2 separate regions of the Homo sapiens genome follow, and region 1 is linked to region 2. Evidence: chromatin loops called from intact Hi-C (ENCODE). Cell type or tissue: A673. All regions are shown on one strand. Each heading gives the region's core, and the rest is flanking DNA. Links, peaks and the distances in the headings are about the cores only.

What was found. Peaks named below come from ENCODE experiments on the same cell type or tissue, not always from the same donor. Only the 100,000 strongest peaks of a DNase experiment are listed, where the experiment ranks them.
Region 1: it touches region 2 in a loop (2.3-fold over the local background); 6 of 110 quality-filtered maps call a loop at or near these places.

The regions. Positions count from the first base shown.
Region 1 is chr13:60,983,590-60,996,101 of GRCh38, reverse strand. No RefSeq gene overlaps it. Among named protein-coding and RNA genes, the nearest start is that of LINC01442, 73 kb to the right of the region's middle. In A673, for the core only: a CTCF peak has its summit at 5,867 (motif pointing right); no DNase peak of the experiment used is centred there.
Region 2 is chr13:60,648,728-60,661,239 of GRCh38, reverse strand. No RefSeq gene overlaps it. Among named protein-coding and RNA genes, the nearest start is that of LINC00378, 18 kb to the left of the region's middle. In A673, for the core only: a CTCF peak has its summit at 6,638 (motif pointing left); a DNase peak (open chromatin) is centred at 6,649.

The DNA of each region.
Region 1 (12,512 bases), core at 1,746-9,745, 340 kb before region 2:
CAATTATTTCAAGAATTAAATAGAGAAAATTACCCCTTGAAGTATAGCTTCCTGTGACTCTGCTGCTCTTTTAAATTTGCAAAAATATTGAGATTGAGATGTACATTCAAAGCTTGAAAGATTATGTCAGGACCACTTTCAACAAAAATAACAGACTTGGATCTGGTAATTCTTATTATTCTGGTATCACAAACAGCTGAAGTTTATCTGTATTATAAATGTTTCATATTTTTAATTAAAGTGATGACATTTGTGTTTGCCATTTTTTTCTTATTACTTATAAAGCCCTCACAGTCATAGATTGTTTTCTATCTTCTTTGTAAACTAGCCCAGTTCTTTTTATATTTGCATATTATATTTGAATCCAGAAGTTTATATATATATATATATATATATATATATATATATAGACATTATATATATACACACTGTATATACACATTATATATAATGGGATCTAATTAAACTAAAGAGCTTCTGCACAGCAAAAGAAACTATCAGCAGAGTGAACAGGCAACCTACAGTTGAAGTGAAGGACACAATCAACAGAGTGAAGACATACACTACAGAATGAGATAATATATTTGCAAACCATACATCTGATAAGGGGTTATTATCTAAAATATACAGGAACTCAAACAGCTTAATTATAAATAAATAAATTAATTAAAATAAAAAATTAATTAAAAATGAGCAAAAGACCTGAATAGACATTTCTCAAAAGAAAACATATAAATGGACAACAGGTATATAAAAAATGCTCAATATCATAAATTAGGGAAATGCAAATTAAAACCACAGTGAGATATCCTATCACAAAAAATAATACATCTTGACAAGGTTGTGGAACAAAGAACATCTTTAAATACTGTTTATGGGAATGCAAATTAGTATAGCCATTGTGGAAAACAGTATGAAAGTTTCTCAAAATGTTAAAAATAGAACTACCATATGATCCAACAATCTCAGTGTGTGTGTGTGTGTATATATATATACACACACACACACAAACATATATACATATATACATATACATATACACATAGGCATATATATACATATATATATATACATATATATATATATATATATATATGATGATTAATACTGTCAACCTGATTGTATTGAAGGATATAAAGTATTGATCCTGGGTGTGTCTGTGAAGGTGTTGCCAAAGGAGATTAACATTTGAGTCAGTGGGCTGGGAAAGGCAGACCCACCCTTAATCTGGGTGTACACAATCTAATCAGCTGCCATCATGGTTAGAATATAAAGCAGGTAGAAAAATGCGAAAAGAGAGTGGCTTAGCCTCCCAGCTTACATCTTTCTCCTGTGCTGGATGCTTCCTGCCCTTGAACATCAGACTACAAGTTTTTTATATAAGTTTATGTATATAATATATACATATATATTTCATTAGTTCTGTCTCTCTAGAGAACCCTAACATAACATACAAAGGATATGAATATTCAGTACATCAAAGAGATATCTGCACCTCCACATTCATTGCAGCTTATTCACAATAGCAACAATAAGGAATCAATCTAAGTGTCCATCAATGAATGGAGAAAATGTGATATATATTGATATATATATATGACTATTCTTCAGCTTTAAACGAGAAGGAAATTCTGTCATTCGTGACATCATAGATGAACCTAGGAAGACATTATGTTAAGTGAAATAAGCCATGCACAGTAAGACAAATACTGCAGGATTTCACTTACATGTAGAATCTAAAAAAGTCAAACTCACAGAAATCAGGAGAAAAAATGTGGCTTACCAGAGGCTGGGATGGAAGATATGTAGGGGGAAATGTTGGTCAAAGGATACAAAATTTTAGTTAGATAGGAAGAAGTTCAAGAGATCTACTGTACATCATGATGACTATAGCTAATGGCAGTACATTGTATACTTGAAAATGGCTAAGAGAATAGATGTGTTTTCATCACAAAGAATAATAAGAATGAAGTAATGGATACATTTAGTAGATTGATTTATCCATTCCACGTTGTATATATAGATCAAAACATCATGTTGCAACCATAAATATAGACCATTTTTATATATCATGTTTAAAAAAAAAATGTCCAAAGACTCAGAAACCTTGCTTTGATTACGGACAACTCTGGTCCATTTCCACTCTAGCACTGCCACAGGATCACGAAGGTTTCTTTGCCAATACATCAGTTTCAAATATCTCTCTCCTCATCCTGCTTCCCAGTTTGCTGTTCCCAATATATCTTCTGTTCAACAATGTATGCCATAGGGTCTGTTTGTTGGGAATCTAAGACACCAGGATGTGCTACCACATGGAGAAAGGGGTAAAAGGGAGCCCCATTTCTGTGCACAGGAAGGGAAAAAGGAAGTAGAAAGCATGGACCTCAGTCTTTAAGTCATAACATCCACCTACTAATAAACATGACCCAATAAATGCTGTGTCTTCTCCATATTGGAAACTCTCTACCAAAAGAAGGAATGACTATGGAGGATGCATAATTGTTTTAAGAATACTCAAAGTGTAGAGAAGGTGTTTGGATAGAAGTTCTATCCTTCATTGTACAAAAGGAAAAACGGACACTGAAGGGGAATTATTTTCTCCCTTAAAAATTATTGTCCTTGAATTATAAGAAGTATGTATTCGCATTTTATGGAAAGCAGAAGATAATACTCAGAAAGCCTTTAAGGTTTTTAGAGCAAGTTATTTTTTAAACATTTAAAAACTGTAAAATAATTTCTATAATAGAAGTGGGAACAAGAAGAAAATAATTGATTAAAACCAGCTAGAAATTAAAAATCAAGATACAGCAAGTCCTTAATTAATAAAAGAATTAAGCTCTAAAAGTATAATTGTAAGGTCAATGTTTAAAATTGAATACACTTGCCCTTCAGAAATAGTTTTCTAAGACAGCTTACTAAAACCTTTTTAAACTCATAATATATAGAGTATGTTGTGGCTTTGAGGCAGAATATTCCCATCACCACAATGCCTGTCTATCCTATATTGAGAGTAGCTCTGCAGAGCTAAACCTGCTGACATGACATTCAGCAAAGAATGGGGTAGGACCCAGGTTTCTGGAGTCAAAAGAAGGGTTAGGTATTTCTGTCAATATAACACTTTGGGGAAGACAAATAATTTTCAACCACCTCTTTTTTTTTCTGAGAGATGCAGAAAAAAAATACCGTGTTCCATTGCTACTCACTGTTGCTTTTTTCTAGAGCTCACTTCACCTCAATAAACATTCACTGAGAACCTCTGAAGTAAAAAGCTTTTCTGATCAATTCTGTTTCTGTTTCTTTCCTTTGTTTTTCAACCATTGAGAAACGAAATGTAGGCTCCTACTTTTGCTTGTATTTTCATATCCTTAAGAGAAGTATATATTTTGAGGTTTTCTAAAATATTTAATTATTATGAGTAATGGGAAATAGAAAAAGAGTAAAATGGTAATTATGAGTAATATAGTCTGGAATTTATTCAGACATTTAGTGAGCAACTTTTATGTACTAAGAACTGTGATTTGTGCTCAGATTAATGGAGAATGAGGTATCTTTCAGGGAGTTTATGATATAATAGGAAAGAGAGACAAGAAAATAGAAAGTTGCATAATAGATAGTGCCATGATTGGGTCTACTATAAGGGAATGATTTTCCTCATTCCCATTGTTTCCATCCGGGTGGAGGGAGCTCAATTACTCACACTTTTGGCCCCATATCCCTTTGCTTCCAGAAAGGTGGAGTGACTTACCCTAATTGATAAATTTAAGAACAGATGACATGTTCAGCTCAGCTTCAACTACTTCTTACCAGTTGGAAGACACCAAGGTTTCCTCTGCTCCTCCATCCTGTAAGACAGCATACAAGTTCAGAGACCTGAATAAGTCTGGTTAATTGTGGGGTCCTGTTAGCAGGTCCATTTGGCTCTTACAATAGGCCATATCCTTCAATTTAGCATCTTCCATATTGTTTCTCTTATTTTCTACCCTGGACAATGAAGAATAAGGGTATTTATAATTTTATTTTAAAATTCCCAAAGTGTAAATCTTCTGGATCATGGGAGCATACAGAAGAAACATCTAAACCAATTTTGCAGGTGCAGGAAAGCTTTCCTTCTGAAGAGGAAGTTTGACATTTTAAGTAGGCCATAAAGGTGAATAGCTAAAGAAAGATAATCCAAAGAGAGAGGACGGCATACAAAAAAAGCTCTCGGAGAGAAAGAAATTTGTAAACATCATTCAGATCTTACTTTATTCAGAATTTTAGATTAGCCAACATATTCTAAGATTTTATTGAGTGCCTCCAGTATGCCTTTCTTTTATTTATATCCTTTATTTTTCATTATCCCACATTATCTTCCTACTCTATAATTTTCTTTGTTGATTAAATTTTAATCATGCTTCTTTCAGAATTGTATCTGTAGTAATAGATGTCTTTTTTTGGCTTAAGGCTGTTCTGTTCTCAAATGATAGAATCCTGATATATTCTCTTTTCTCTTCTTGCTATTGGCTTACCTATTTATTCAACACACAGATTTTCTTTAGACTGCCAAATGCTGGCTTACCAAATATCACCAATAGAACCTGGTAGATTGTTGAGTTTATTATTTACCAGCATAGGAGAGAACACCATCTCTGCTGCACTATGGCCATGTCTCAGAGAGAAGATGGCAAGGCTAGAATTTACTGAGAATTGCAAGTTTGATTTAAGGCAGCTCTATCAATGTGAGGTACTTGACTGGGACTATGTTAGAACTATGATACAATAGACTAAGATAGTAGAAACAGCAAACTAACATTTTGAGTCCAGCACTTCTACAAATCTTAGGGCTCTCCCCTTTTCTGGCCTGGGACCCCTCCTCAGGTTGCCCATATTTCCTATGGACAATGTGTGGCTTCTCCAGCGTTAACTCCTTGTGATGGAGAGGGGATAGCTGTAGGCAGTGCTGAGCAAGAAATCATCACCTTTAGACACATGCCACTCAATGCCATGCCAGTTTTCTGGCCTGCATTCTCCACTCTCCTGCCCTCCCCAGCCTTTGGTCCACAGGGGAGAAGGGGGTGAGTGTGTGCATGGATGGGAAGCTGTTAAACACACCTACTCAGTGACCCAGCCTGAGGAGGCATAGCCTGTCTCTGAATTTCTGAGGGAACCCACACTGCCCAGGTGTCTATCAGAGGTGGGAGTGTGGGGGCTATAGCTCTATCCCAGGAGCTTTAGGCTTGAGAAGAGCCAGTCAACAGCCTTCAGTCCTGCTCCCCAAAGGAAGAGGCCCCACCACACAGGAAGAAGAGGGTTTCAAGGGCTGCAGTTGAAGTCCCAGCCTTGAAGCCAGAACCATCTAGATTCTATTATTGGAGCCCTCACTGCAGCATTTGAGACTTTAAATATATTTCTTTTTGTGTCTTCAAGCTCAAGTTTCTTCATTTCTAGAGCAGGATAGTGATACCTCAATTAGGGTCTTGAGGCTATTCTCAACTGTCTGCCTCCCTTTCCTGCCCTTTCTCTTGGACAGCAGACCCTGGGGCCTGGGCCAGGCCACACCTGTGCTTGGGGCTAGGGCTGCAGCTGCGGTAGGAGAGGGCTGGAGTGACACAGCACCTGAGCCAGTCAGGCAGGGCTGATCTTGCTGGGGTCTTGGCTGCAGACAAGTGTGATCTCCAGGATGGGACCCGGTGGAGCCATGACTTGAGTGCCTCTAATGGACTTGGAAGGACCTGAATCTGCTGTCATTCTACCAGCCCAGCACCCAGTCCTACAGCTGTTCAAAGATGCCTCTTCCACTTAACCTGTCTTCAGTGGAATTTTCGCTTCTGAGAACCCTTCTCCGGGCTGGGAACTACAAATGCTCTAGGTAAGAGCCCTGGCCTCAAGGGGGAGCCCAAGGAACCTCTAGAAAACCTTGAGTTCCTGCCCCAACTCCTACACACATTCAGTAGGTCTTGTTTTCTCTGAGCCTGCTTCTGTTTTCTTTACAAACTGGGGCAGTAAAAGCATTTGACAAAGTTCAACATCTATTCATGATAAAACTCAATAAAGTAGGTATAGAAGAAAATTTCCTCAACACAACAAAGGCCATTTATGAAAATCGCACAGGTAACGTCATACATAGTGGTGAGGAGTTGAAAGCTTTTTCTCTAAGATCAGAACAAGACAAGGATGCTCATTCTTACCACTTCTATTCAACATAATACTGAAAGTCCTAGCCAGAACAATCAGACAAGAGAAAGAAACAAAAGGCATCCAAATTTGAAAGAAAGAAGTAAAATTTTCTTTCTTTGAAGATGACATAATTGTATATCTAGAAAACCCTAAAGATTTCACCAAAAAAATCTTACAACTAATAAACAAATTTAGTAATATTGCCAGATACGAAATCAACATATAAAAATTAGTAGCATTTTCTTTGTGTGAGATAGATTCTCAATCTTCACCCAGGCTGGAGGGAAATGGTGAAATCACAGCTCATTGTAGCCTTGACTTCTAGGGTTCAATCAATCCTCCCACTTCAGCCTCCAGAGTAGTTGGGATTACAGGTATGAGCCATCATGCCAGCTAATTTTTGTATTTTTTTTGTTGAGACAGAGTTTCAACATGTTTCCCAGGCTGGTCTTGAACTCCTGGGCTCAAATGATCTATCTGCCTCCACCTCATAATGCGCTGGGATTACAGGCATGAACTGCTGCACTGGACAGTAGCGTTTCTTTATACCAATAATGATTTAGCTAAAAAGAAAAGAGAATAATTACATTTAAGATAGCATCAAAAAGAATAAAGTACTTAGAAATAGATTTAACAAAAGAAGTGAAAAATTTGTACACTTGAAAACTATAAAATATTAATGAAAAAATTGAAGACACAAATAAATGGAATAACAACCCATGTTCACAGACTAGAAGAATGAGTATTATTAACATGTCCACACTACCCAAAGTGATTTACAGATTCAACACAATTCCTATCAAAATTGCAATGAATTTTTTACAGAAATAGAAGAAAACAATTCTAAAATTTATATGGAAGCTTAAAAAACCCCAAATAGTCAAAGCAATCTTGAGAAAGAAGAATAAAGTTTCTGATTTCAAAGCTATAGTATTCAAAACATTACGGTGCTAGTATAGAAACAGACACATAGACCAATGGAACACAAGAGAGTTTACAAATAAACTCAAGCATATATGGTCAACTAATTTTCACAAGTGTGACAAGAATACACATTGGAGAAAGGACAGTTTCTTAAGCAAGTGGTGCTGGGGAAACTAGATATCACTGCGCAAAAGAATGAAATTAGACCCTTATATTTCACCATACACAAATATCAACTCAAAATGAATTAAAGACTTAAGTGTAAGACCCAAAACTTATAAAACTCCTAGAAAAAAATACAGGTGAAAAGCTCCTTTACATTAGCCATGGCAGTGTCTTTTTGGATATGACACCAAAAGGTCAGACAACAAAAGCAAAAATAAACAAGCTGGCCTATATCAAACTAAAAAACTGCTTAGCAAAGGAAACAGAAAAACCTCTGGATTGGGAAAAGATATTTGCAGAACACATTTCTAAAAAGGGGCTAATATCCAAAATATATTATATAAGGAACTCACACAACTCAATGACCAAAAAACAAATCACCTGATTTTAAAATAGGCAAAGGACCTGAATAGTTTTCCAAAGCAGACATAGAAATGGTCAAAAGGTATACGAAAATGTGCTCTTATCATTCATCATTAGGAAAAGGCAAATCAAAACCTGGTATCTATTGAGTTCCTATTATATTTCAAGCAGTTTGGAAAGTGCTTAACATGAATTATCTCTTTTAGTTCTCATGACAATCCCATAAAGTAAATATTATTAGTATCTCCATTTTATAGGAAACTAAGAATCAGAACAATTAAAAAATATATGGCTCAAAAGTGGCTAAACCAGAATTTGAAGTGAAGGCTTTTATCAGATTTCAGAATGTATGACATATTTAGGGTCAAATACTACACTTCACTTGTTTATATATCCTAGGAATTATAACAGTGCCTAGTATACATTGGGACTTTAAGACATATATGTAAAGCAAGCACTATTTTTGATCATCAATAATATACTTCATCAATAATAGATCATCAATAAAATACCACAAAAAATAAACTGGTTAAAATTCGACAAATATAAAAATGCTTATTTTTCATCTAAGTGCTAGCAGAAGTTTCAAACAAAGTTTGACATCTTCCTTATGTAACATCAAGTTAACACTGGCTGAAATAGTTTGTCTGTAAGATGATTGCATCCTTTCAATTACCTTTTACCCTAAAATTTTATAACAAAACGTGTCAAATATGTGTTTTCCTTATCTGATGAAAACATAACTAATTAAAAATATTGAGACATAGTTGCTCTTATCTCAAAGCAAAATACTTTGGTTCTTTCTGGTTCTAAATGCTCTTGCGCACAGAGCTTCTCATGCTGAGTTGAGATTATACCCTTTGCCTTTTGCAATTATAGAGAATTAGTAACTGAGTACATAAACAAATATCTTGTCAGATATGCAATCCTGTTTCTAAAGTAAAATGACAACCAAACAAACAAAATGCAAAGTAATACAACCCCCAACCCAGGCTGGGTCTCAAGATAAATTACACCCAGCAAATATCAAATAATATTTAACTAATAGACTTGTCAGGAAAAACAAACACCCCACCAGGCAAAGGGGCTACCTTGTTAATAATGATCAAACTGGGACACCCATAAATTTCATTCTAAGGACTTTGTAAACTAATCACATTCCCTGTTCATTTCTTTCCTGTCTTGATGGTGGCAGATCATACTGGAAGGTTACAAGGTGTTATTTACATTTTGAAAGTCCTTGCCAAATGAAAATATGAGAAGTTGGCCGGGCGCGGTGGCTCACGCCTGTAATCCCAGCACTTCGGGAGGCCGAGGCGGGTGGATCATGAGGTCAGGAGATCGAGACCATCCTGGCTAACAAGGTGAAACCCCGTCTCTACTAAAAATACAAAAAAAATTAGCCGGGCGCGGTGGCGGGCGCCTGTAGTCCCAGCTACTCGGGAGGCTGAGGCAGGAGAATGGCGTGAACCCGGGAAGCGGAGCTTGCAGTGAGCCGAGATTGCGCCACTGCAGTCCGCAGTCCTGCCTGGGCGACAGAGCGAGACTCCGTCTCAAAAAAAAAAAAAAAAAAAAGAAAATATGAGAAGTTGAGTAGTTATCATCCCTTATAAATTATTTTAATGATTTTTTCTATACTGAAAGAAGAGTGTTGACTGCACAGTGTTATAGTGATGGTAAAATTTACTTGTTTTAATCATTTTACAACTAAGATACTGAACATAGCTATTAAGAAGTAATTATACCATGTATCTTTATTTATTTTCCCATGACATTCTTATCTTTGGCAAATTTTACAAATTGAAGATGCAGAAATTCTTGCCCACCTAACATTATCCTTATTCCTGTTTTAGAGTACCCATCAAAAAAAAAAAAAAAAAGGGGGGGAAAGGAAAAATGCCTAATGAAAATAGGTTAGCCTCTTCCAAAGGGAACAGATAATCCAAGATGTGAATGTAGTACTTAACAAATCTTAGATGCTTTCAAGTCAGAACAAACCACTGAATGACTCATTAGGCTTTAGTAACTTGAAAGCCCTGGATCTTCAACAGAACCTCTTACGAACATGATGTGCCATTTATTTATTTATTTTTATCCAAGTTTTACTATTTATTGTATATCTGATTGTCTAAAATGATAAGACAAAAATAACTTGAGATGCTTCTCTCTTCTCATCTGTATTTATTACTTGACTTGTATCATTACCCTCAAGTAAACAATAAATTTAGCAAGGTTAGGATCCTGAAGCCTAAAAAGATAATAATGCTTCCTTTGGAGCTTAATGTACCACCAGAGAAGAACTTGAACACTGGAATGAAATGGTGAAGTGGTTGGCTACCTCATAAAGCTATTACAATAACTTTTCACACCATAATCTTAGCATTTCACTTCATTCCATTGCAGAAAAGGAATGCATGGAGGGAGGAAACACAGGTGGGGGGAGGACTTTGATAAAAATTCATTTTTAAAAGAAAGCCAATGATATAATAAATAGTAAAATAGATGTAAATCATGGCAAAGTCTTATAATTATTATTACATCAGTAAACCTGTGGTGCTCTTTCATTTTACAGATTGCATGAAAATACCCAGGTATACAACCTCTTTCTGAAGTTAAATAATAAATAATGCACGCAGAATACGGAGAAGGGCAATGTATCAATGGTGTTTCTTCAGTCCACTTTAATGTTATTACAATTAATGGTATCATCAATAGTTATCTGCCTCTGGTAAGAACCACTAAATTATTCACACCATGGCTTTCATCTCCCCACCATCCCTCACACAATTACACTTGCCCACATAAACAGATTCACCCTGCTTCCATGTAGCACCTTATTTTCCTTAGGCTTTTTTTTTTTGAGAAACACTCCCAAAATGGGGATGGTAAAAACACATCATTTTCCCCTTTCCTGTTTGAATTCTATGATTCCCACCATCGTCAAAGACCCAGGACCTTGGTCATCTCTTCCACACAAAGCCTAGAATTACATGCACTCTACTGGCTTTAACTCTCACAAATAATGAAACCTTGATTCCCACTACGTCCTTAAAGTCCACTAAGTCCAATCAAATCCACTAAGACTGCTATTACCTCCTCTGCTGAAGGTTTGCTGTATCCTTGTAATAATATGTTGGCTATTTCAACATAGTGTGATCACACTAAGAGCATTTAAAATAAAAAATCAAAGCACTGTATACTTTCTACCAAAGAGGAAGGAAGCTTATTCTCTTCCTTGCCTTAATGTTACTACATTGCTTGGCTCTTAAAAAATGTCTGCAATATATTTTAAGTACTGATTAGAGTATTTTAGTGAAATAGCCTTTTCGGGTTGTATTTACTATCTTCACTCTCCCTAGGATTCACATATAAGACCACGAACGGGTTTATTAGGACCAATTGGAGTGCCAGTGTTGTTATTATGGTTGCCCTTCTCTTGCGAATACTCCAGATACAGTTGGAGGAACTGTCACATGTCAAAGTCTCACCCTTTCTTCCTATTGGGTGATATTTTTCAAGAAGGCTCCATTTTGGCCAACTCATGCATTCTTCTAGTCAGGCTCACACATGTATTAATCTTAAATGGGCAAAGGTTAGTCTCAAACTAAGAACTTTTTTACTATGTACAAATACATAAAAAGTTGTTATATTCTTTTGTTTCCTCCATTTAAAAATGTTTTTGTCTTTATGTTCCTAATCAATAATTAACCCTAAGTTGAAAGGAGGGAAGAAGTCTGACAAGGTGACAGAGAGAATACGTGTAACAAAACACAAAGAAAAAATATGCCAATAAGTCAGCCCCACTAATGTGAATAAATTATTTCCATGATCCTTTTCTGTAATCACTTCTGTCAAGTAATCACAATGTGCCCTAAAACCTGATAGTTTAAATTAGCAACTTTCATTGAGTGTTGTAGTAATTTCATATTTCCAGTCACAATAGCATGATGTTTTATGCTTGCAGGGCACTCATTTGCTCATCCCTTCATTCATTTAACAGCAGATGTTGTATGCTCATTATGTTCTGGATGGATGTGAATATAAGTAATTGCACTATAGCAGGTTAAGGGAAGATGAGCAGTTTGGACCAGAACCAATGGGAGTACAAAGGAGAGTGTCATCAATTCTGCTTGGTTGAGTCACAGAAAGCTTAACAGAGAAGAACACATAAGAGATTTGTTCTTGAACGATAAAAGTTTTAGTCTATCAAGGGAACAGTAAGAAAGAACATTACAGGCAGAATGAAAGTTTGCGCAAGATACGAAATAATGAAACTTGTCCAAAGAATTATAAATAGGTCCATATACTTGGAAAGCCTTAGAAGCTGCAGACTTTGGTGTCAGAAAAGCTGGATTTGAATACAGCTCCAATATTTACTGCCTTGGTAATTTTGGTCAGGTCGCTTAATCTTCCAACACTTCTATTTTACTCATTTTGAAAATGAGGATAGCAACGGTATTCACCTCAGATTTTTGGGTAAGGATTGAATAACATATGTCATTGTATAGAGTTTTACACTGCTTTTGGCATGTGGAAAATACCATACAATTGCAAGAAGTTGTCATGGTTGAAGCTGTCATCATGGTTGTTGCTGTTAACATAGGAAAAAAGAGGAGATAAAGTTGAAGAGGATTGTGGATGGTCTGCTAAGGCATCTGACACACACATTTTTAAATATTAATTTAAATGTTAATTTCATTAATAACATTTTTCAAAATTGAGTGAAATCCATCCTTAAACCTTACCATCCTTTATAAGTACAAATTAAACTTCTAGTTATATTTCTATATCAACCTTCAATACTTTTACTAATCCCTTCCTTGGCCCACATTCTTTCAATTGGCAATTTACTGTTATGTTTAGCCATGTAATTGTTAAGCATTTTCCCAAGATGCAAAATTAAT
Region 2 (12,512 bases), core at 2,578-10,577:
TGCTCCCTGTGCCACCCAACTGGGTGAGACTCCCCAAAAGGGGTTGCCAAACACCCTAAACAGGAGCATCCCTACTGGCATCAGGTAGGTGTCCCTCGAGTCAGAGATCCAGAGGAAGGAGCAGGCACCCATCTTTGCTGTTCTCCAGCCTCCTTGAGTGACATCTCCAGACACAAGAGTGAACCAGATGAATAGGGCCTGAAGTGAACCCCCAGCAAACCACAGCAGCCCTACAGAAGAGGGACCTGACCATTAAAGAAAAACAAACAGAAAGCAACAACAACAAAAAAATTCCCCACAAAAATCTCAAAGAGTCAGCAGCCTCAAAGATCAAAACTAGACAAACTCATGAAGATGAGAAATAATTAACTAAAAAACGCTGAACACCCAAAAGGCCAGAGTGCCTCTTCTCCAAATGATCGCAACACCTCTCCAGCAAGAGGGCAGAACTGGACAGAGGATGAGATGGACAAATTGACGGAAGAAGCCTTCAGAAAGTGGGTAATAACAAACTCTGCTGAGCTAAAGGAACACATTCTAAGCCAATGCAAAGAAGCTGAGAACCTTGATAAAAGGTTGCAGGAGCTGCCAGCTAGAATAACCAGTTTAGAGAACATAAATGACCTGACTGAGGTGAAAAACACAGCACAAGAACTTCGTGAAGCATACACAAGTATCAATAGCCAAATTGATCAAGCAAGAGAAAGAATATCAGAGTTTGAAGACCATCTTGCTGAAATAAGGCAGGCAGACAAGATTAGAGAACAAAGAAAGAAAAGGAATGAACAAAGCTCTGAGAAATACAGGACTGTGTAGAAAGACTGAATCTATGATTGACTGGAGTACCTGAAAGAGATGGGGAGAATGGAACCAAGTTGCAAAACATACTTCAGGATATTATTCAGGACTTCCCCAACCTAGCAAGACAGGCCAACATTCAAATTCAGAAAATACAAAGAACACCACTAAGCTACTCCAGGAGAAGAGCAACCCCAAGACACATAATCATCAGATTCTCCAAGGTAAAAATGAAGGAGAATGTGTTAGAAGCAGCCAGAGAGAAAGGCCAGATCACCTACAATGGGAAACCCATCAGACTAACAGCTGATCTCTCAGCAGAAACACTACAAGCCAAAAGAGAATGTGGGGCCAATATTCAACATTCTTAAAGAAAATAATTTTCTTCTAAGCTTCATAAGTGGAGGAGAAATAAAATCCTTTTTAGACAAGCAAATGCTGAGGGATTTCATCACCAAGAGGCCTGCTTTGCAAGAGCTCCTGAAGGATGCACTAAATATGGAAAGGAAAAACTGGTACCGGCCACTGCAAAAACATACCAAAATATGAACACCAAGACACTATGAAGAAAGTGCTTCAACTAGTGTGCAAAATAACCAGCTAGCATCATGATGACAGGATCAAATTCACACAAAACAATATTAACCTTAAATGTAAATAGACTAAATGACCCAATTAAAAAACACAGACTGGCAAATTAGATGAAGAGTCAAGATCATCTGTGTGCTATACTTAGGAGACCCATCTCACATGCAAAGATACACACAGGTTCAAAATAAAGGAATGGAGGAAAATTGACCAAGCAAATGGAAAGAAAAAAAAAAAGCAGCTGTTGCAATCCTAGTCTCTGAAAAAACAAACTTTAAACCAACAAAGATCAAAAAAGACAAAGAAGGGCATTACATAATGGTAAAGGGATCAATTAAACAGGAAGAGATAACTATCCTAAATATATATGCACCCAATACAAGAGCACCCAGAGTCATAAAACAAGTTCTTAGAGACCTACAAATAGACTTAGACTCCCACACAATACTAGTGGGAGACTTTAACGCCCCACTGTCAATATTGCACAGATCAATGAGAGAGAAAATTAACAAGTATATTCAGGACTTGAACTCAGCTCTGGATCAAGTGGACCTAATAGACATCTACAGAACTCTCCACCCCATATCAACAGAATACATATTCTTCTCAGCACCTCATCACGCTTATTCTAAAATCGACCACATAATTGGAAGTAAAACACTCCTAAGCAAATGCAAAAGAACTGAAATCATAACAGTCTGTCATACCACAGTGCAATCAAATTAGCACTCAGGATTAAGAAACTCACTAAAAACCACATAACTACATGGAAATTGAACAACCTGCTCCTGAATGTCTCCTGGGTAAATAATGAAATTAAGGCAGAAATCAAGAAGTTCTTTGAAACCAATGAGAATGAACACACAATATACTAGAATCTCTGGGACACAGCTAAAGCAGTGTTAACAGGGAAATTTATAGCACTAAATGCCCACATCAGAAAGCAGGAAAGATCTCAAACTGACACCCTAACATCATGATTAAAAGAATTAGAGAAGCAAGAGCAAACAAATTCAAAAGGTAGCAGAAGACAAGAAATAACTAAGATCAGAGAAGAACTGAAAGAGATAGAAACACAAAAAACCTTTCAAAAACCCAATGAAGAGCTGGTTTTTTGAAAAAAAAAATTAACAAAATGACCACTAGCTAGATTAATAAGAAGAAAAGAGAGAAGAACCAAATAGACACAATAAAAAATGATAAAAGGATATCACCAATGATCCCACAGAAATACAAACTACCATCAGAGAATACCATAAACACTTCTACGCAAATAAACTAGAAAATGTAGAAAACATGGATAAATTTCTGGACACATACACCCTCCCAAGATTAAACCAAGAAGGAGTCAAATCCCCGAATAGACCAATAACAAGTTCTGAAATTGAGGCAGTAATTGCTTACCAACCAAAAAAAAAAAAGCCCAGGACCAGACAGATTCACAGCCAAATTCTACCAGAGGTATAAAGAGGAGTTGGTACCATTCCTTCTGAAACTGTTCCAAACAATTGAAAAGGAGCGACTCCTCCCTAACTCATTTTACGAGGCCAGCTTCATCCCGATACCAAAACTTGGCAGAGACACAACAACAAAAAAAAGGAAAACTTCAGGCCAATATCCCTGATGAATATCGATCCGAAATCTTCAGTAAAATACTGGCAAACTGAATCCAGCAGCACATCAAAAAGCTTATCCAGCATGATCCAGTTGGCTTCATCCCTCAGATGCAAGGCTGGTTCAACATATGCAAATCAATAAACATAATCGATCACATAAACAGAACCAATGACAAAAACCACATGATTATCTCAATAGATGCAGAAGAGGCCTTCAATAAAATTCAACGTCCCTTCATGTTAAAAACTCTCGATAAACTAGGTATTGATGGGACATATCTCAAAATAATAAGAGCTGTTTATGACAAACCCACAACCAATATCATACTGAATGGGCAAAAGCTGGAAGCATTCCCTTTGAAACCCGGCACAAGACAAGGGTGCCTTCTCAAGTTCTGGCCAGGGCAATCAGACAAGAGAAACAAATAAAGGATATTCAAAAAGGAAAAGAGGAAGTCAACTTGTCTCTGTTTGCAGATGACATGATTCTATATTTAGAAATATGGAATCATCTCAGACCAAATCTCCTTAAGCTGATAAGCAACTTTAGCAAAGCTCAGGATACAAAATCAATGTGTGAAAATCACAAGCATTCCTAAACACCAACAATAAAGCATAGAGCCAAATCAGGAAGGAACTCTCATTCACAATTGCTACAAAGAGATAAACAGTTGTGCTACAGAAAAAAGAGAGAGAACATCCTTGGCCAAGTGAAGAAAGGGTTGCAAGAAGGAATGAATGATCAACTGAGGAGTGAAGTAAAATAAGGAATTAGAATTGTCTATTGAAAACAGCAATAGGGAAGCGCGGTTTTTGTGAAAGGTGATGGGGAGAAACTTGGTTGCAATAAATTCAAAAGAGAAAAAGAAGGATAGGAATTGGACACACTGATGATAGACAAATGTCCTAAGAAGATTTGCTATAACTGGAAACAAATAAGTGTTACTGAAAAAAAGATGTGAGATTAAGAGAGTATTTACCTGTTTAAATTGGAGAAAACTATACCATGTTTACATGGTGGGAATGAATGACCTGCTAAAGAGGAGATAATTTATGATGCAGAAGAAAGGGGGAACAACTACAATGCCAATGTCCTTGAGTAAGATCATTATTCAGGATTCAGTCAGTGAGGCAGAGCATATTACAATTACTCGTATGGAAATAAGGAATTTGTTATAGAGATTAAAATTTAAACTTGCGAGGGAGATGCTGGGGAAGTAAAGGTCTTCAAGAGGAATTTGCAGAGTCACAATAAAAAATAAGAGTTACTAAATCTGCCTGCCTAGCTGGCCTGGGTGGATAATTTGGAGCGTGCAGGGAAATCCAAGAAGCCAAGCATTTCTAGCCACCAAATTGGGAACACAATGATGGGGCACATGGAGGTTATCTATGGGAAGTTGGATTTGTGTGTAGCTACCACCTGTGCAGGTTCACAGCCAAACATCTGTTGGTAGGCTTGGGACCACCGTTGGTCAGCAGGGCCAGCAGTTATAACAGAAAGATGAGCTAGACACGGAGCAGAGGAGAGCAAGGACCAGCTGAGACCTCACAGACACCTCTGCACCTGACTGCCACACTCTCTGAGCACTACAACCTTCCAAAAATAATAGCCACTGATTTACTCTCCCTCCTAAATCTTGTGCAATTTCCTCTATCAGCTACTTCTAACCTAATCATATAAGGGATTCTAGAAAATACAGTTTCTAAATTGACAATAGCACAATCTAGGACTTTGCAACCCTTTCAACCTAGCAGCCACATATACCTCGTTTAACCGTCCTTAACTGTCAAATGAAGATAATAGTAAAAGGATGCTTCTACTTAATATGATGCAGTGACAGGTTATCCAAAATGCTTGCCCCACAAGTGTTTCATATTTCAAATTTTGGAATATTTGCAAATACTTACCAGTTGAGCATCCCAAATCCAAAATTCAAAATGCTCCAATGAGCATATTTTTTGTGTCATGTTAGTGGTCAAAAGTTTTGGATTTTTGAGCATTTTGTATTTTGTATTTTTGAATTAGGGATGCTCAATTTTTATCATACAACCAAAAACTGCTAATGCGCTCCCTAAAAAAAGGATACACATACTTAATACATCTTCAGGTGATATTTATTACTCTTCTCCCTGAGTTACATGCTTGCTTTGACATCTTGTAACTTAAATAAGATATAATCACTATTACTCATTTTTTTTTAAAGAGACAGGGTCTCATTCTGTCACCCAGACTGGGGTGCAGTGGCATAATCATAGCTCACTGTAACCTCAAACTCCTGGGCTCAAGTGATCATACCACCTCAGCCTCCCAAATAAGTGGGTCTACAGGCATGCGCTACCATACACAGCCCCCAAATTACACACTATTAGTCTTATATTAGTTGGTAGGAAAAGGAAAGAGGGGGAAAGAAATTTTCTAATTTGCTAATATATATTATATACAAACATATCCATATAAAAGCAAGGAAGAAAACATATAAATACTAAAAATTCTGTAACTGGCTGCATAGTTATAGAAGTATTTACAATGTCCTTTCTCTACTACCTATTCTATATTGACTTTGCTGTCACCTACCTATTCTATATTGACTTCAGTCAACGTGGAGTAACACACGGCTTCATTCCTAAAGGCCCTGCTGGTTTGGGGTGGTTTTCTATTACCTCTGTCAACAGAACATGAGAATACTAAAAAAGTACCTCCCCACACACATATCTCTAGCACTCCACATACAGTCTTCTCTGGCCCAATTGTGTAATAGCTAGTCTCTTGACAGTCGGGATAAATCACCCAGTATGGTAATTGCTTCTTTTTGCCTGTTGTTTTACTAGCATGAGAAACACTAAGTTGCCAGGTGACTGGCAATAAACAAACCATGGCTTAATTCAGAATGAGAGAAACAGGACCATATAACGGTCAACAATTCAGAGACTACTTCATCCTGGAGGACATTACTATAGCCCCACATGGCATTCCCACCCAGATGGTGCTCTAACTCAGTCTTCAAAGACATCCACCATCCTCTCAGGATAAGGGAGATGATGATAAGAGCAGTGAATTTAGCTGGGCACGGTGGCTCATGCTTGTAATCTCAGCACTTTGGTAGGCCAAGGCGGTCGGGATCACGAAGTCAAGAAATCAAGACCATCCTGGCCAACACGGTGAAAGCCCGTCTCTGCTAAAAATACAAAAATTAGCTGGGTATGGTGGTGCGTACCTGTAGTCCCAGCTACTCGGAAGGCTGAGGCAGGAGAATCACTTGAACCTGGGAGGCAGAGGTTGCAGTGAGCCGAGATCACGCCATTGCACTCCAGCCTGGGTGACAAGAGCGAGACGCTCTCAAAAAAAGAAGAAGAAGAAGATAAAGTATCCCAATCACTCCCTCTCAAAAAAAAAAAAAACAGTGAATTCCATGAGCATGAGCCCATCTTCTATAAAATGAGTTGCTTTGACAGAAGCAATGCTGTGTGGAATACCATGACAGTGAATATAACATTCTGTAAATCCATGGATGGTGGACTTGTCAGAAGAAATATAACAGAGAAGGCAAATACACATGTACAGTATCTATTTCAGTAAGAACAAAGTTCTGTCTCTTCCAAGTTAATTTAGTGCAGCATAATCACACTGCCGCCCAGTGGCTGGCTGGTTATCCCAGAAAGTGGAGCCAAATCCAGGGCTCAGTGTTGATCTCTTCTGTTGGCATATTGCACACTCAGCAGTGGCTATGGGCAATCAGCCCTGGTGAGTAAAAGTCCATGTTGCTGAATGAACCTGGGCATAACTTTCATCCCTGCCACCATGGTCATTTGTTCCTGAGTCCACTAGAAAGGACATAGGTGTCTGGTGAAAGAGACTGACCAACATCTACAAAATGGGTCATTTCATCTGCCTGATAATTTCTCTGCTGAGATTTTTCTTTGGCAAGCATTAACATGGGACACAAATATATGGACAGTCTATACCCTTTTGGACAGATTCATCTATGTACTTCTTCCCAGACCTCCTAGTTATTAGCTTTCCAATCTTGTTCCTTCCAAGTCCCTGACCATCAAGCTGAACTCTTATCCACTTACCATGAAATGATGCAGATCTCTACCTACCTCTGATCATCTCTCTCCTTCCACGAGAAATGGAAAAAAAAGAGTAGTGCTCAAAGTACTGCCTCTCTTGAGAGAATTTCTCTCCACCACATTTTTTTAAATAATTTTTTTATATTTTAAGTTCTAGGGTACATGTGCACAATGTGCAGGTTACATATGTATACGTGTGTCATGTTGGTTTGCTGCACCCATTAACTCGTCATTTACATTAGGTATTTCTCCTAATGCTATCCCTCCCCCATCCCCCCACCCCACAACAGGCCCCAGTGTGTGATGTTCCCCAACCTGTGTCCAAGTGTTCTCATTGTTCAGTTCCCACCTATGAGTGAGAACATGCAGTGTTTGGTTTTCTGTCCTTGCGATAGTTTGCTCAGAATGATGGTTTCCAGCTTCATCCATGTTGCTACAAAGGACATGAACTCATCCTTTTTTATGGCTGCACAGTATTCCATATCCACCACTATTTTTCAAAAATACCCCAGAGTAGGGTTCCAGTGCTATCTCTGTACACTTTCTGGTGATGCCAGCACATTTTGCAAAATCATCTGTAGAGTAGGCCCTATTTTGTCTTCCTTAGCCATCAAGTAATGAGAGAACTTCGCCCAAGGCCATGGGTACAGACTGGGAAGGAGAAAGCAATGTGGCCAGAGGAACGACCATGGACATCTGTACTACTTGCCTGTGCAACTTATCTGAGACTTCAAGATCTATTCAAACTTAGTCTCACATATACCACCTACACTTGATAGAATGCTGCTACACACATGCTACAGCGTATTACTGAATCAGACAACAAATACATTATGATAGTTATAATAAGTTGCTGATGTCATGTGTAGGGCCTAATAGCAAGCCTGAAGTTGTTTCTCAAAATAGTTATCTGAAAAAGGTCACATAGCTTCACTCCAAAATTCTAAAGGTTAGTGATATCATTCACATATTACAATCTGCTAAAGGCCCCATAAAGCATTTCTGCCCCTGCAAGTACCATCAAATCGATCTGTTGGGTTATACTGCTTAGTGGCAGAGATCAGCGCTATGCCACTACCTTTGTTGTAAAAGAGTTTACATGCAGCAACTTTATTCTTCAATTTGGAAGGAATATGTCAATGTACCATGAGATTGCCTAGAAATTTAACAAAGTGAAAGGTCTCTACATTTGTTTGGGGAGTGGGGGGGCTTAGTCATTTTCTACCCTCTATTTTGCATGTGTTTTACCAAGATATCTAGACTAGTTGCTACTTTCTGCTCACTAGTTCAATTAGCTCAACATCATTAAATTAGTGGTGCAGCACAATGTCTTATGGAATGAAGAGGTAATCAAGTTTCCTATGGACAAGATGGTAAGAGAATTGGAGAGGAATTTTAATCCTGAGGTGGGATACTGAAGAAGTATTGCTGGCTTTGCTTATTAAAAGCAAACGGCTTCTGATGATGTCTGTTAACAAGAATTGAGAAAAAAAATCACTGTATCAGGGTTGAAATAGAACATATATATATATGATTGATGGCAGGGAATTGGTTTATGGAATTGTAAAGGCTGGCTGGGCAAGTCTGAAATTCATAGGACAGCCTGTCAGAAGGACAGGCTGGAACACTCAGGCATGGGTGCATGCTGCTGTTCACAGATGGAATTTCTGCTTCTTCAGGGAAGCATCGGCTCTGCTATTCAGATGTTTCAACTGAGTGAATCAGCTGCTCCCAAACCACCTAGAATAATCTCCCTTACTTAACATCAACTGGTTATAGAATTTGATCAAATTTACAAAACACCTTTGTAGCACCACCTAGATTCATATTTGGGTGAGTAACCAGGGATTACAACCTATTCAAGTTGTATAGCAGGTACCAGGGGTATTGATGTTTTCTCCAATAAATAAACCCTATCTAGAATAACAGTTGTAATAAGATTCATCACTTAGTTCAGTTTTCAAAAATACTACTGTTGTTCTCTAAGATCCATCTACTCTCTGCAAAGGCCAAATAGGTGAGTTGAATTAGGATATGGTAGGAATCACCACTCCCATATCCTTCAAGTCCTTGATACCGGCAGAGATCTGAAAAACCCCTCCAGGAATACAACATAGCTTTTAGTGTATGATTTTTAGAACAGAGCCATCCTAGTGGCTTCCACACAGCTTTTCCTACAAGACAGCCCTCTCTGCATGTGTGAGGGAATCAGAGTGAGGGTTCTCCCAGCGGCTAAGTATGTCTCCTCCAACTATAAATTTCTGACCTGAGAAAATAAACATTGAATAGCTTTGGGGACCAATTGAGCCACTTTGAGATGGATACAAGCCAAAATTCCATTAATTATCTCATTTCCTTAAGTCCTTATTCTTATAGGTAGACCACTGAGATGTTTTGAGTCTCTAACAATTAGTGTCACTTCAGAGCCAAAATGTCTAATTAGTTCTCCTTTCCCAATTCACAGACACCCAGGTAAGTAACCACCGGTCCTTTTAAAGAAAGTAGAGAAAAAGATTTACAGTATAATTTCTGGCAGAGTAGGGGGATTCTTCCTCAAAGAGACCCAGGCTTCTCTTCACTTAAGGGACTGTGTGAGCTGGGTCAGTCCAGGAACAGATTGAGGGGCTACAACACTTTTTGTGGTGATTAGAGTTAGTCAACTGCTCACAAGACCTAGAGCTTTCCCACTTATTCAAATCAAGTAAAGTGTTAGCAGACTGCTTGTCTATCTTAGTCCTAGGGATACCATGATCAATTAGTCAACACCAAAAATATCCATGTCAAACCATTCTGATTTGACATCAGAATGGTCAAATTTTAGCTCTGCTGTTCATTACAATAACATGCTTACTTTGCCTCATCTTACTACCTGACCACCATCTAACCCTTGACCATTATCCCCATTAAATTTCCATTATCCCCACTGGCTTCAGAACAGACTCCCTGAATTCCTCTTACCCTTTCTGAATTCAGGCAGTTCATTTCAATGTATTTCCCACTCACTTTTCTGACCTACAGAGAATAACTATCACAAAGCTCTTTAAAGATGCTGGTGCACCCCTTACTGTTTTCTCAGTCCCCTGGTGTCTTAGTTCAGGCTGCTAAAACAAATTACCATAGATTGTGTGGTTTAAACAACAAACATTTATTTTGCACAGTTCTGGAAGTTGGAAGTTTAGATCACGGTGCCAGCATGGTCAGGTTCTTGTGAGGGCCCTCTTCCCAGCTGCAGGCAGCTGGCTTCTCTTTGTGTCCTCACATGGCAGAAACAGAGCTAGTTTGCTCTCTGGCCTCTTTTAAGAGCACTAATCCCATTCATGATAGCTTCATCCTCATAACCTAATTACCTTCTTAGTCCATGTTGTGTTGTTTAACAGAACACCACATACCAGCTAATTTATAAGGAAATAAAATTTATTTCTCACAGATCTGGAGGCTGAGAAGCCCAACATCAAGGTGCCAACATCTGGCCAGGGCCTTCTTGCTGCATCATCCCATGGCATCAGGTGGAAGGGAAAGAGAGCGTGCCTGAGAGCAAGAGGGCAAGAGAGTGCCAAATTCGCTTTTATAACAACCCACTCTGGCGATATCTAACCCACTCCTGCAATAATGAGATATAATCCATCAATGAGAACAGCCCTCATGGTCTAATCACCTCGTAATGGTCCCACTTTTTGATATTATCACAATGCAATTAAATTTCAACATAAGTTTTGGAGGGGATATTCAAACGACAGCACCTCCCAAAGGCCCTACCTCTAACTACCATCGCATTGGGATAGGGTTTTAACTTATGAGCTTTGTGGGGACACCTTCAGTCCATAAAATTTGGTAAATGGAGTGCCTTCTGGACTATCCTCTCCCAGGTATATTTTTAAAGGATGGGTGAGTGAATCTTTACAGTATACCCATGATATAGATATTCTTCCCCGTTTCACAGATGGGGAAATTGAGGGATGTGTTTAGTCAAAGCCATTCAATTAATCAATAGATTCAGAATTTGAACACTAATTCAGTTTAACCCCAAACTCATACTTCTCTTAATTCAACCCTTACAGCACAAATTATGAGTTTGCTCCAGTTACTAAGTGAAGATAAAATGGTGCTTAAGACCAGGTTCTACTGCACACCTTTTATAGGTTTTTATATAATAAACATTTTTATTACAGATTCTGAACTCAAACATTACTGACAAATTCTTTGTTGTGCCAATAAAGTCATATGAGTAAGAATCTTTTCAAATTTTCATAGATACCTATTTGAACTAGGTAGAACTTGCCCATTAGAATCAATACGTTGGTGCATTTGATAGGCAAACCAGGTAAGCAGCACCTTGAACAGAACTCAGCCTAATGAGGTTTATTTCTACCTGTGCATGCTATATGCTAAACTGTCCCCTTTCTAGGGCCCATGGGAGAGCTTTCCCCTTGGTCCTCTGAAGGTTTGCTGAAAAATCAACTCACAAAGGTGGATAAATTATAGAAAAGGCATATGAATGTATTTAATGTGTATAAACAGAAGCCTTCAGAACAAAGACCTGAAAATTCAGGGGAAGTTATCCATTTTTTTGCTGAGGTTCAACAACGTATGGACAGCCATGTAGAAATATGATTGGGAAAAAAGGGTACAATCTAATGTTAATAGACTGAGCTGGGAAACCCAGCAAGACTTGTCTCTCTAGAGTCTTCTTGGCCTCTTTGAGCACATATTCCTTCCTTTTGTGTGGACGCAGGTCCCTTTCTGAAGTGGGTGTCTTATGACCTACAAACAAGGTAGGTCAGAAAATTTATGACCAATTTTTATACCGAAAGGCAGAGGGAAAATTAGAGTAATATATTTAGGTTTTATGGCTGGCTTTAGGGCAAAAGGGTTCTTTTTTGAGACAGAGTCTCGCTCTGTCACCCAGACTGGAATGCAGTGGTGATCTTGGCTCACTGCAACCTCCACTTCCCGGGTTCAAGCAATTCTCCTGCCTCAGGCTCCTGAGTAGCTGGGATTACAGGCACATGCCATCACACCTGGCTAATTTTTGTATTTTTAGTAGAGACGGGGTTTCACCATGTTGGTCAGGCTGGTATCAAACTTCTGACCTCGTGGTCCGCCTACCTCGGCCTCCCAAAGTGCTGGGATTACAGGTATGAGCCACCGTGCCTGGCTAGGGGTTCTTCCTTCTATGACCTGCCTTGGAGAAGAGGGATTCTAGTTTCTATGACAAACCTTGGGGAAGAATGGGACTGAGAGACAGGAGGGAAGTAAAAGGTCAAGGAGAAACTTTTGCTTCTGAGGCTGCTTCTAAGGCCTTCATTTTTGGATATTGTACTCTGAGCCCCAACACCTTCATACCCTTGAACTTTTGCACATGTTATTCCCTATTCTTATGCAACTATTCATTTTTTCTCCCTGAGTGGTTGCCTACTCATCCTTTAATACTCTCTCTTC